Regions from separate parts of the Homo sapiens genome. Here regions 2 and 3 are each linked to region 1. The links are chromatin contacts, found by Hi-C or POLR2A ChIA-PET in ENCODE. All regions are on one chromosome and are shown on one strand. Each heading gives the region's core, a stretch centred on a gene start or an enhancer-like site at or near the end of the contact. The rest is flanking DNA. Distances are from core to core; before and after follow the strand shown.

The links. A loop is a pair of places that touch in the nucleus more often than their neighbours do. ChIA-PET counts read pairs that join two places held with the same protein, here RNA polymerase II (POLR2A). Pooled maps may share reads with other maps.
Region 2: a loop to region 1 is called in a pooled map, with 3 times the contacts of the local background. The contact joins two enhancer-like sites. A Hi-C loop is called at or near these places in 5 of 50 pooled maps. POLR2A ChIA-PET finds 5 or more read pairs at or near these places in 2 of 52 experiments (Panc1 and activated CD4-positive, alpha-beta T cell).
Region 3: a map of natural killer cell shows a loop between it and region 1 (9-fold over the local background). The contact joins two enhancer-like sites. A Hi-C loop is called at or near these places in 12 of 168 maps with a recorded cell type or tissue (B cell, CD4-positive, alpha-beta memory T cell, IMR-90 and 8 more), 7 of 37 single-sample maps with no recorded cell type and 17 of 50 pooled maps. POLR2A ChIA-PET finds 5 or more read pairs at or near these places in 12 of 52 experiments (AG04450, CD4-positive, alpha-beta T cell, CD4-positive, alpha-beta memory T cell and 7 more).

Annotation. Positions count from the first base shown.
Region 1 is chr11:128,628,849-128,632,322 of GRCh38, reverse strand. No RefSeq gene overlaps it. Among named protein-coding and RNA genes, the nearest start is that of ETS1, 43 kb to the right of the region's middle. Within about 2 kb of position 1,787, at least 12 of the 41 ENCODE cell types and tissues checked have a DNase peak (open chromatin) inside an H3K27ac peak, as active enhancers do; they include CD4-positive, alpha-beta T cell, CD8-positive, alpha-beta T cell and natural killer cell, where a contact is called at or near this core.
Region 2 is chr11:128,239,269-128,242,742 of GRCh38, reverse strand. LINC02098 (long intergenic non-protein coding RNA 2098) reads right to left here. Exons shown (of 4, transcript NR_146647.1): 4 at 1,302-1,465. Among named protein-coding and RNA genes, the nearest start is that of LINC02098, 32 kb to the right of the region's middle. Within about 2 kb of position 1,887, at least 2 of the 41 ENCODE cell types and tissues checked have a DNase peak (open chromatin) inside an H3K27ac peak, as active enhancers do.
Region 3 is chr11:128,323,040-128,326,513 of GRCh38, reverse strand. All of the region lies in intron 1 of LOC124902787 (a long non-coding RNA gene), which reads left to right. Among named protein-coding and RNA genes, the nearest start is that of LINC02098, 120 kb to the right of the region's middle. RefSeq lists an enhancer at 1,156-2,290. Within about 2 kb of position 1,718, at least 6 of the 41 ENCODE cell types and tissues checked have a DNase peak (open chromatin) inside an H3K27ac peak, as active enhancers do; they include CD4-positive, alpha-beta T cell, CD8-positive, alpha-beta T cell and natural killer cell, where a contact is called at or near this core.

The sequences.
Region 1 (3,474 bases), core at 538-3,037:
GGGCAGAAGGGGTCTCTGTAGGTGCAGAACACAAGTTCTCAAGGCTGCTACAGTTGAAGGAAGCTACTTTGTAGTTGAATAGATTCAGACTTCTTGAAAACCCAGCTCATGCTCATTAACTGCTATCCTGGGAGGCACTCAGGACCTTTAGTTTCTTGAAAGCAATGCCCCCCTGCATTTGGCCTCCCATTGGAAGATATGTTTCAAGATCCCTCTCCACACAGAAGACAGTTTCTTGCCCCTCTCCTCGCATCCCAAAACTCACCTGTCCTTTTCTTTAAAATATTGTATGCAAAGGAGTTTCTCCTTGTATTTGTTTCTCCTTGCATTTGTAACAGATGTAATTGGGAAGTGATTCCTGAACTAACTTTTTCTCCTATTGTTACAGGTTAATGTCAACAATCAGAATACTAATATAGTAAGAGTTAATTAATTTTTTGGATTCATACATAATTTTTAAGTAATATGCCAACTGTCCAAATACTATGTACTGGTTTTCTTGCCTATTAATTTGATGCTTCCTTTTCATATAATTTTTCCCCATAATGAGATATCACCTTACAATAGTGAGGATGGCTGTTATCAAAAGAACAAAAGATAAAAAGTGTTGGTGAGGATGTGGAGAAATTCGAACTCTGGCGCAGATGGTGGGAATGTAAAATGGTATAGCCGCTATGGAAAACAGTAGGGAGGTTCCTCAAAAAGAGGAAAACAGAACTAATATAGGATCCAGCCATTCCACTTTTAGGTATTTATCCAAAAGAATTGAAATCATGATCTTGGAGAAATATTAACATGCTCATGTTCATTGTAGCACTGTCAAGATGAGCTAAGATGTGGAAACAACCTAAATGTTCATCAATGGGCGAATAAAGAAAATGGGTAGATACAGACAGTGGAATATTACTCGGCCTTAAAAAAAAATGAAAATCGTGCCATATGTGACAACATGGATGGACCTGAAGGACAGTATGCAAAGGGAAATAAGCCAGTCACACGAGCATTAACTGATTTTCCTACATGCAGTAAGCATCCTCTTAGTCATCTCTTCTTACTGATTCCCTGCCTCTATGGTAGCTTTTATTAAGGTGGTCGACCAAGAATGGGAATAATTATGGCTATTATTTGTTGGGCATTTATTCTGTGCCAGTCCAGGGCTATGTGGTTGACATTTCTCTTTCTAGTCCTCACGGTGGTCCCACCTGGTAAGTATGGGCATCAGTGTGACATGTGGCGGTGAGTCCAGGCTCCGGACTGCACCACATGCGTTCAGCCCTGTTTTTTTCAGTTAGCAGCTGTGAAGGCTTCTGACTCACTCCAGGCCCTAGTTTTCTTATTTGTACAAAGTGGGTACTAATAGCACACAAACTAGAGGGTTTTAGCAAGAACTAAATGAGCTAACACATGCTAAACACTTAGGACAAAGCCTGCACATAGTAAGCAATTAAAAAAATCACTTTGTATTCTACATTATACAGAAAGAGAAAGTGAGTTAGAGAGATTAAGTAACTTGTCTGTGCTGGAATTCAATCCAAGGCCTTTGACCTGTTTTATGCCAAAGCTCAATCTCTTCTCAACTATGTGGGAACATGCAGAAATAGCTTGTTGTTGTCAGAACTGGGTTTTGAATGCAGCTATTGGGTTTTGCCACACGCTAACCTGCCTTTGGGCCTAGATGGTGGTTTGTCTTGGCTGGTCGGATACGGAGGGCTGGAGGTTCCTCATTTTATCCTCTTTTACTGTACCCCTCTACGTTGGCCTTCAGGGGGCGCCATTGAGCTGTATTCGCTAGGTTCCAGGAGGAAGGACCTCAGTACAATTTGAAATTACACATGATGAAAAGAAAAACTCAAAGGCCGAAATCCAAACTGCTAAGACTTTTGTCTTTATGAAAAAACAGTTCCTGAAAAACAAAATTCCTCCCCTGGAAGAATGAGAGGACTTTTCAGAAGTCAAGGTTATTGCAATGTTTTTTTTTTTTTTTTTTTCTGTGCTCAACATATCTGTACTTAAAAAAAAAAAACAACAAACAAAAACTATAAAGTTACTTCAAAATAGAACAAAACAAAAAAGCACCAAAGACACTGAAATACAAAAACTTTGGAGACCGGAGATAATTTTCAGAACCTGCAACCTTAACCTTGTCAGGGAAGGTGTTCTAAAACCTGTCTCTCCATCCACAGAATAAAACAAATGTTTAACTCTGGTTAATGCTAACAAGGATCTAACACATCAGAGAGCATGGAAGCCCTGGAAAATAATTGCGACCAATTTTCCTTTGCTGATTTGCCAAATCTGAGGTTCCAGACGGCATGACTTCCCTGGAAGCATTCAACAGGAAAGCCCACCTGTCTCCATGGCCAGCCTTAGCCCACCTGGGGCCTTGCCACACCTACTATCTGACCTCTGGCCTAATCCCAATGCCAGCCTGTGAAGCCAGCTTCTATGTGGAACCAGTGCTCTTGGAGAATTGTCAAAGCCCTATGATGACCCTTTGTCCACAAATGGTGTACAGTCTGATCATTCTTTGTCTCTCTCTCTCCTCTCAGGCATACATTAAGTGTGGGAGAGAGCTATCCTGCTCAAAAGAGAGTGCTCCCCATTCTGACACATCTGGAAATCATCTGGCAAATGTCTTCTGACCGTCTCTGAGTGAAAAAGCCTTCGAGTGCATCAGCCCATTTCAGCTCCACAACTTTCTCTTGTGATCATCCCTGTTTTACAGGATATGGAGGGGTAAGGTGACTTCAGTGTCACCTAGCTCCTGGAGTCGCTATGTCGAGGTTCTGGCTCTTTTGATTTAAGTCCAGGAGTCTATAAATGACCAGATCTTCCACTTTTGCTGAGCAGAACCTGAGGCTGAAGCTAAAATTCACACAGCTTCATCCTTCATTGGCTGTCTCTCCTCACCTTTGCAGGGCTTCCTGGGGCTGTCCTGATAAGAGAACCTTTGCTATGATCCCCTCAAATCCCTCCCTTTGGCAAAATGATTAGGGCCTATCTGATGGAATGTGAGGTACACTCAGAAGTCCCCTCCAATCTCCCGCAGGGTCCCCGATTTTGATCTTAGCCTTCCTGGCTTCATGCTCACCACTACCTGCTGCAGCCCTGGCCAGAATCCTTCCATTCTGTAGAATGCAAACACCTTCAGAAGGGGATGGCTACTTTCATCCCTAAGGTCTTACTGTGATCTGGTTTAGAACTCTTTTCTTTGCGGAAGGGGGAAAACTAGGAGTAGGAAGCAAAAGGAGAAGGGTCAGGAAGTGCTAAGGGGAAGGGATGGGGTGCTGCCTTTCCATGTGGCTGACGGCCGAACTTGGTTCTGGGTGCATGGGTTCTGAAAGCACCCTCGATGACACAAAGTGTGTTTAAATACAGGGTGTCCTGATGTGGGATGCAAAACAACACCCACCCTCTCCCCCGGCCTACCCTCATAAGCCGAATATTAATTTTACACTCCACAAACACTTTGAT
Region 2 (3,474 bases), core at 638-3,137, 390 kb after region 1:
ACCCATGCATTACAGTACTGAAACACAATTGCCAAGCTACTACAACTGTTTTTGCAACACTGTATTTTATTTTAAAATGATAAACATGCTTGGCCAGCCAAAACACATAATTGTGAGTTACTGGATTTATTTTTTCAGTGTAGGATTTCAGTTTATTGGGAAACTAGAAGTTGTCACATTAAAAGTAAATTGTACACAAACAAATATGCAGTAATATAGTTCTGTGATTTCTTTTTTTTTTTTTGTGAGAGAGGAAGAGGAGAGGGTCTTGCTCTGTTGCACGTGCTGGAGTGCAGTGGCATGTTCACGGCTTACTATAACCTCCACCTTCTGGACTCAAGCCGTCCTCCCAGCCTCCTGAGTAGCCGGGACTACAGGCGTATGCCATCACGCCTGGCTAACTTTTGTAGTTTTTTGTAGGGACGGGGGGTTTCCCCATGTTGCCCAGGCTAACTCCAGGGCTCTAGTGATCCACCTGCATTGGCCTTCCAAAGTGCTGGGATTACCGGCATGAGCCACCACACTCGGCCGGTTTGTGGTATCTTGAACTCCTGAATTAAAGATTCATGAATATAAAGGATCCCAAATCTCTGCTTAGGGATTTTTTTTTTTTTTTTTTTTTTTTTTTTTTTGAGACGGAGTCTCGCTCTGTTGCCCAGGCTGGAGTGCAGTGGCGCTGTCTCAGCTCACTGCAAGCTCCGCCTCCCGGGTTCACACCATTCTCCTGTCTCAGCCTCCCAAGTAGCTGAGACTACAGGCACCCACGACCAAGCCCGGCTAATTTTTTGTATTTTTAGTAGAGACGGGGTTTCACTGTGTTAGCCAGGATGGTCTCGATCTCCTGACCTCATGATCCACCAGCCTCGGCCTTCGAAAGTGCTGGAATTACAGGTGTGAGCCACCGCGCCCGCCCAGGGATCTTTGTAACTGACATTAAAACGTAAATACTGATGTTCACATTAAGGAGCGTTTTGGCATATCATCATTACTAATGTATATTTTGCCCTTTGATTTGAAATCAATGAGTTGGAAAAGCATTTGTGTGTCTCACAGGGTATCTATAACAGCATGGATTAACATTTTGGGGTAAAACAAGTATGGAACAGTTTTTATGAGTTCTTTTTTCCTGTTAACTAATATTCACATCAGTGAAAACTTTGAATTCTCATCAATCTGTTTAAATTTTCTTATTATAATTAAGCACAACACATTTTCCCTTTTTTTAATTGACGTATAATAATTTTACAAGGTACATAGTGATGTTTTCATACATATCATGTATAGTGATCAGATCAGGGTAATTAGCATATTTATCATCTCAAACCTTTATTATTTCTTTGTGTTGAGAACATTTTCTTACAAACAGTTTTTCATGAGTTGGGTGGTTTTCTAGGAGAGACACTGAGTTTAGGCAGACCCGAGGAAAGTGAAATGAAAAGATCAGGGGTAGTATCTCTTGATGAGGCTGAAATACAAGCATAGTGAAAATTTAAACACAAGGCATTTTATTTCTTTCGATGATATTATAAAAAGAAAATCATGACTGAGTGATTCATAAATGAATAAACATTATTTTATTCACTTTTTTTTTTCTGTACAAAGTCCTGATTCCTGATTTTCCTATGACCTTATGTTCTTCAGCAGCACTTGTTTTTACAATTAAGAGCTAATTACTATCCTGGACCCCTGGAAACTTGTGAACTTTCCAAAGGTCATTATAACTTAGTATCGGCTAAATGCAGCTCGAGAAGGCCCAAATGAAACAAAACTTAGAAACTGTGTTCTTAATCTTGTTTATCATTAATCTGGAGACAAATGGACTTTATCTAGTTTATACGAAAACTCAGGCACTGGAGTCTGTGCACACACACACGCATGCACGTTCATGGTCAAATGTTTTGCCGAATCAGCTGAATGAAATGATTCATGGGAGGCAAACTTCTCTGTCAGCTACACATCAGATAATTGATGCTATTTATAATAGAAATGAAATAGGAGGCTAAAAACTAACAAAGAAAAGAATTCCTTGGAATTGCCGTTGTTTTCTTTGGAAGAAGGGAAGGAACCAGTGACTCAGTTTGGCAATACATTGATCTCATTAGAACAATGCCAGAGCATGGAGTAAAGCTGAATATATTGCAAATAAGTGTAACATTGAGACATATTTCACAACGGACTGTTTCCTAGCAATCAGATTCAGTATAGGGAAAGGGCTGTGACAAATTCAAACAGGGGAGAAAAGAGACCAAACACAGAATGAATCTCTTCTTCTTCTTCTTTTTTTTTTTTTTCTTTTGAGACAGAGTCTTGCTCTGTCGCCCAGGCTGGAGTGCAGTGGCGTGATCTCGGCTCACTGCAAGCTCCGCCTCTCAGGTTCACGCCATTCTCCTGCCTCAGCCTCCCAAGTAGCTGGGACTACAGGCGCCCGCCACCAGGCCCGGCTAATTTTTTTGTATTTTTAGTAGAGATGGGGAGAATGAATCTCTTCTAATCCCTTTTAACCAAACCCAAGAATCATGCCAATATTAAGAAAATGACAGAATGCTTTCCAGGTTATTAGAAATGTACTGTGAAGATGACATTTTTGTATGACTATGCAATGCAGATTATACAATATTTACTACACAATGTAGCCATAAGACTAAAAGAAAAGTTAACTATGATAATAGGTTTTATACATTAAGCACCTTTTATTGTTTTAAATATCTTATGTAATCTAAGTAAATTAATCCTCACAACAGACTTGAGAGTTTGCAGTATTACTTCTTTTGCAATTGTTGTGTAGGAGGTTTGGAGATGATAAGGATAAAAGGAAAATAATGTAATCTTTAATTCACAACACACCTGAAATGCAAGGGATGTGGTATTCCTTACAAATACCCAGATGACCATAATGAAGACACATGTATCTGAAATAACTTTGGTAGAGGAAAAAGTTGTTTCTTTGTAGATGAAAAATATTTTATAGAGACTTAAATTTTCATCCTGGGTTCATTCATTTCCAAACCTGCTTTTCCATAAAGTCTGTGAAATAGGAGACGTAGGAAGCCTCACGTCTACCGTTCAGTGTGCCTTTTGACCCCTAGTTCTCAATCCAGTGCTGGATGGGTGGGGTGTTCTGAATCAGAACCACCTACAGGAGCTTTTTCAAACCACACAGTCCCCCCATTGGCAGGAGAGATTCCATGCTCTGAGAGGAAGACAGAACCAGCTGAGTTATTGTATCAAAGGGGCTTCAGAGGAATATGAGTGTGCACAGCAAGGACAGTGCTATTCACCTCTTGTTCTTCATAAATAGAAAGCCTGATAGGACAGAGTGCTGATTCACTTCTAAGTGCCCCTTCTGACATCAGAAGGTGGGCTTTGTTTGGGCCCAGGACGAGTCTCTCAACACTAAAGTATTTCCTTAGTGATCTCATCACTCAGGGCCACCAGAAGACCCCATTAGAAAAGCTGAGTGGCACATTCTCACTG
Region 3 (3,474 bases), core at 469-2,968, 310 kb after region 1:
CAGACAGATTGAATCAGAATCTGCATTTTATTAACAACAAATTCCACAGATAATTACACATCCATTAAAGCTTCAGAAGCACTGCTGTAAAATGCAATGCCCATAGTTGGATGGTTTCCACCAGGTGAATAGTAATATCTTTCGTGTTTGTTAAGCTTAATTATATTTTTTTTAAAAAGCTCAGATCTGGATAACTGGAAGAAGTATATAGCACAAAGCCTATTCATATTTTTTCTAGAAAAAATGTAGGTTTTAGAATAATTTCGTGATAAATCTCTCATTTCTACTTTTATTTGTTGTTGTTTTTGTTTTGTTTTGTTTTTTTGAGACGGAGTTTTGCTCTTGTTGCCCAGGCTGGAGTGCAATGGCACACTCTCGGCTCACTGCAACCTCCACCTCTTTGGTTCAAGCGTTTCTCCTGCCTCAGCCTCCTGAGAGTAGCTGGGATTACAGGCATGCGCCACCACGCCTGGCTAATTTTGTATTTTTAGTAGAGACAGGGTTTCTTCATGTTGGTCAGGCTGGTCTCAAACTCCCAACCTCAGGTGATCCACCCACCTCAGCCTCCCAAAGTGCTGGCATTACAGGCATGAGCCACCGCGCCTGGCCTTATTTCTACTTTTAAATACTACTATTTATCTATCAGCGTGCCTGAGTCCCTTAAAAGGTTTTGAGCTCTTGGAAAGTAAAGATCATATATCAATAATTCCTGTATATCCCTACAATTTTACATGGAATAACTACTTTTAAAATGCGTATTGAATAGACAATCAAACTTCTAGGTAAAAACAGATATTCTGTCTCATAAACACTGAACACTCTCTTCAAAACACAAATCATAATTCATAATTATATATTTCAGTGTCTGTTTCCTTAATGTCTTCTTCTACTAGATAATAAATTATATGAGAACAAGTCAAGGTTTGTCTCATTCACTCTTGTATTGCATTTGCCAAATTGAAGAATGTGTAACGGTAAGTTCAGGTGTTTCTAATGCTTAACTTAGCCAAATCAACAGGTGCTTTCTCCTTTGAGAAAAATCTTATTTACTTTATACAAGAATAATTATAACAATTGTCAGTTTCTGCCTGCTTCACTGCTTAGCAGATTGAAAATATCTATTACCTCCAAAAGGGGCCTAATTTGGACTTCCCTTGCTCCATCTACCTTCTCCCTCAGAAGGAAATTGTTTTCAATTCTCCATAGTAGAAACTCTCAGTTTCAAGCTCCAAGAACTATCAGTTGTTTTTTTTTCTCACTCTCAGAAGTGCCTTCCTCAAAGAAAGTCATACAGTGCCCACCCATCTGCAGCAGAGCCTCAGTCCCCCAACTTTTCTGCCACCCAACAAATAAGTGTAGCGCCCATCTGTCTGCAGCAGAGCCTCAGTCCCGCAACCTTTCTACCCCAAAACAAATAATGCATCTCCCCTTTTGTTTTTTGTTGGCACACAGCACGTCCTCCTGCCCGGGGCTTTGGTTCACACTGCTCTGGTGTGTGTGCATGAGTATATGTTGCTCTGTGTTTTGTGGTGTTTCTTTAGCAGCCTCTACCATTCTGTGGGTGTTTTCTCGATCCGAAGTGGAACCACTGAGTCTATGACACCCGCTGCTGTTTGTGCAATTCTCTGCAAAAATGGCTTCAAGTGTTACCTTGCCTGCTCCACTTCGGGGCAACCACAATGATGAACAGGCACGAACTTCTTGACGCATGCACTTCACCTCCCTGACAGGGCCCGATAAGATCAAATAGCAGGGCTGCAAGTGGTCTGACAGGCTCGTTGTGCCATGTTCAGAGAGCAGAGGTGGGTGAGCTGAAGGCCCCTGCCACACTCCTGCCACGGGGGCTTGCTTGGGCTGCAGTTAGCCCCGGGAGGGGCTGACCTCAGAGGTGGGAGGCACAGTTGAGTTTCCAGAAGAGTCGATGGGTGCATTTCAGGGGTAGAAATCAGCCTAGAAAACTTTCCTTTCTAGGGCCTAGGTTTCTTCCTTTATCTTGTCACTGTGGTTGTTTATTTCCCTCCTTGGTTATTTCTTCCCCACAAATCACTATAATAAGAACAATTTCACACGGAGTGAGCATTCACATGGAGTCAGGTTCTTTGCCAAGTCCTGTACATGTTTCCTCTAAGCCACCTCTCTGCTCTGAAAACAGTTCCCTCTCTCTGCTTCTGAGCTCATGAGGGGAGTCACTCAGGTGTCAGCATCCAAACCACAGGGAGAACTCGTTGACCGACCCCACGGCCTGGTTCGGGGGGCGGTGCATGTGGTGATATCTCTGATAGGCATTTCATGTTTTCATCTTTCATGTAATAAGGATTCCTTGTGACTCAAAGGAGAAAAGAAACCCTCGACTGGGACGGATTAGCTAGTAATCGTGTTGTGAGCAGGGATTATTAGGATCTAATCTTTATTGCAAAAGTCATATTCAGTGAACTCTGAATGGCCTGATGGTTCAACACTCACTATCAGGAGCCTGAGAACACGCAGCATGAGGATCCTGTGGAAATCATTTGTATATGGGGGCTGCTATAAGATCTAGTGTTGGTCTAGTGGCAAGGAAAAGAAAACTGACTGGATCCAGGATATGCAACAAGTCAGTGGCACAACTAGCAACGAAAGAAAGGTGCCGGGGCAAGGGAATTATTTTTTCCATAACTCTATAAAAGACACCTATTCACAAGAAGACACTACTCATTTCATTTCTTTCCAGAAAGGTGCTGAAAGGCAAAAATTACCAAGGGGCAAGCCGAGAAAGCTCTAATAGAGAAATGTCATTATGCTCCAGGTTCCTTAACTTTTAATGAAATGTTGCTGGTTCTGTTTCACAGGTAGAGAATTGAAGCCTCTCAGAGGTTAAGGAGCTTGCTCAAGGTCACTCAGCAAATAAGTTGTGGAGTTGCAAGGGGAAATGCTGCCAGTTCTGACAGTCTCATCCACACTGCCTCCTCCTGTCTGAAATGCAAAACAGGCAGATGAGGCTCCAGCTCAGATTCATGAAAGCTCATAACCGGCCTTAGTGTCTCTGGCTGTCCATATTCCCAGCCTGTGAACTGAGCCCTCTTTCCTGGAGCCTGTTTGGGCTGGGAAGCTGTAGTCATTGCTTGGCCTTTCTCCTTAACCACAGATGGTTGGCCCAATATAAACTGCTTATTGTTTTTGTTTTTGTTTGCTTTCATCTCCAGAGTCAGGGAAATGAGTGCTCCTGACATTACCTTGTCAGTAACTATGAAAGCACCCTCTGCCCATCTTCAAGTTCCAAGGAAATCCGACAACCATTATAGCAGCCTTAGTGGCAGCAAGAATAAAATCAAGAGTCCACAAACCAGGCAGAAGGATCATCCAGTTCCCAAAGTCAGTCAAAGCAGCAGGAGGAATGACAAAGTTCTGGCAGGCCTGTGGGACTGCTTACAAGATTTTGATACCCCAGAGCCCAGGAAGGTGAATTTAGGGATGCTTAAGGAAGCTGCTGTGCCT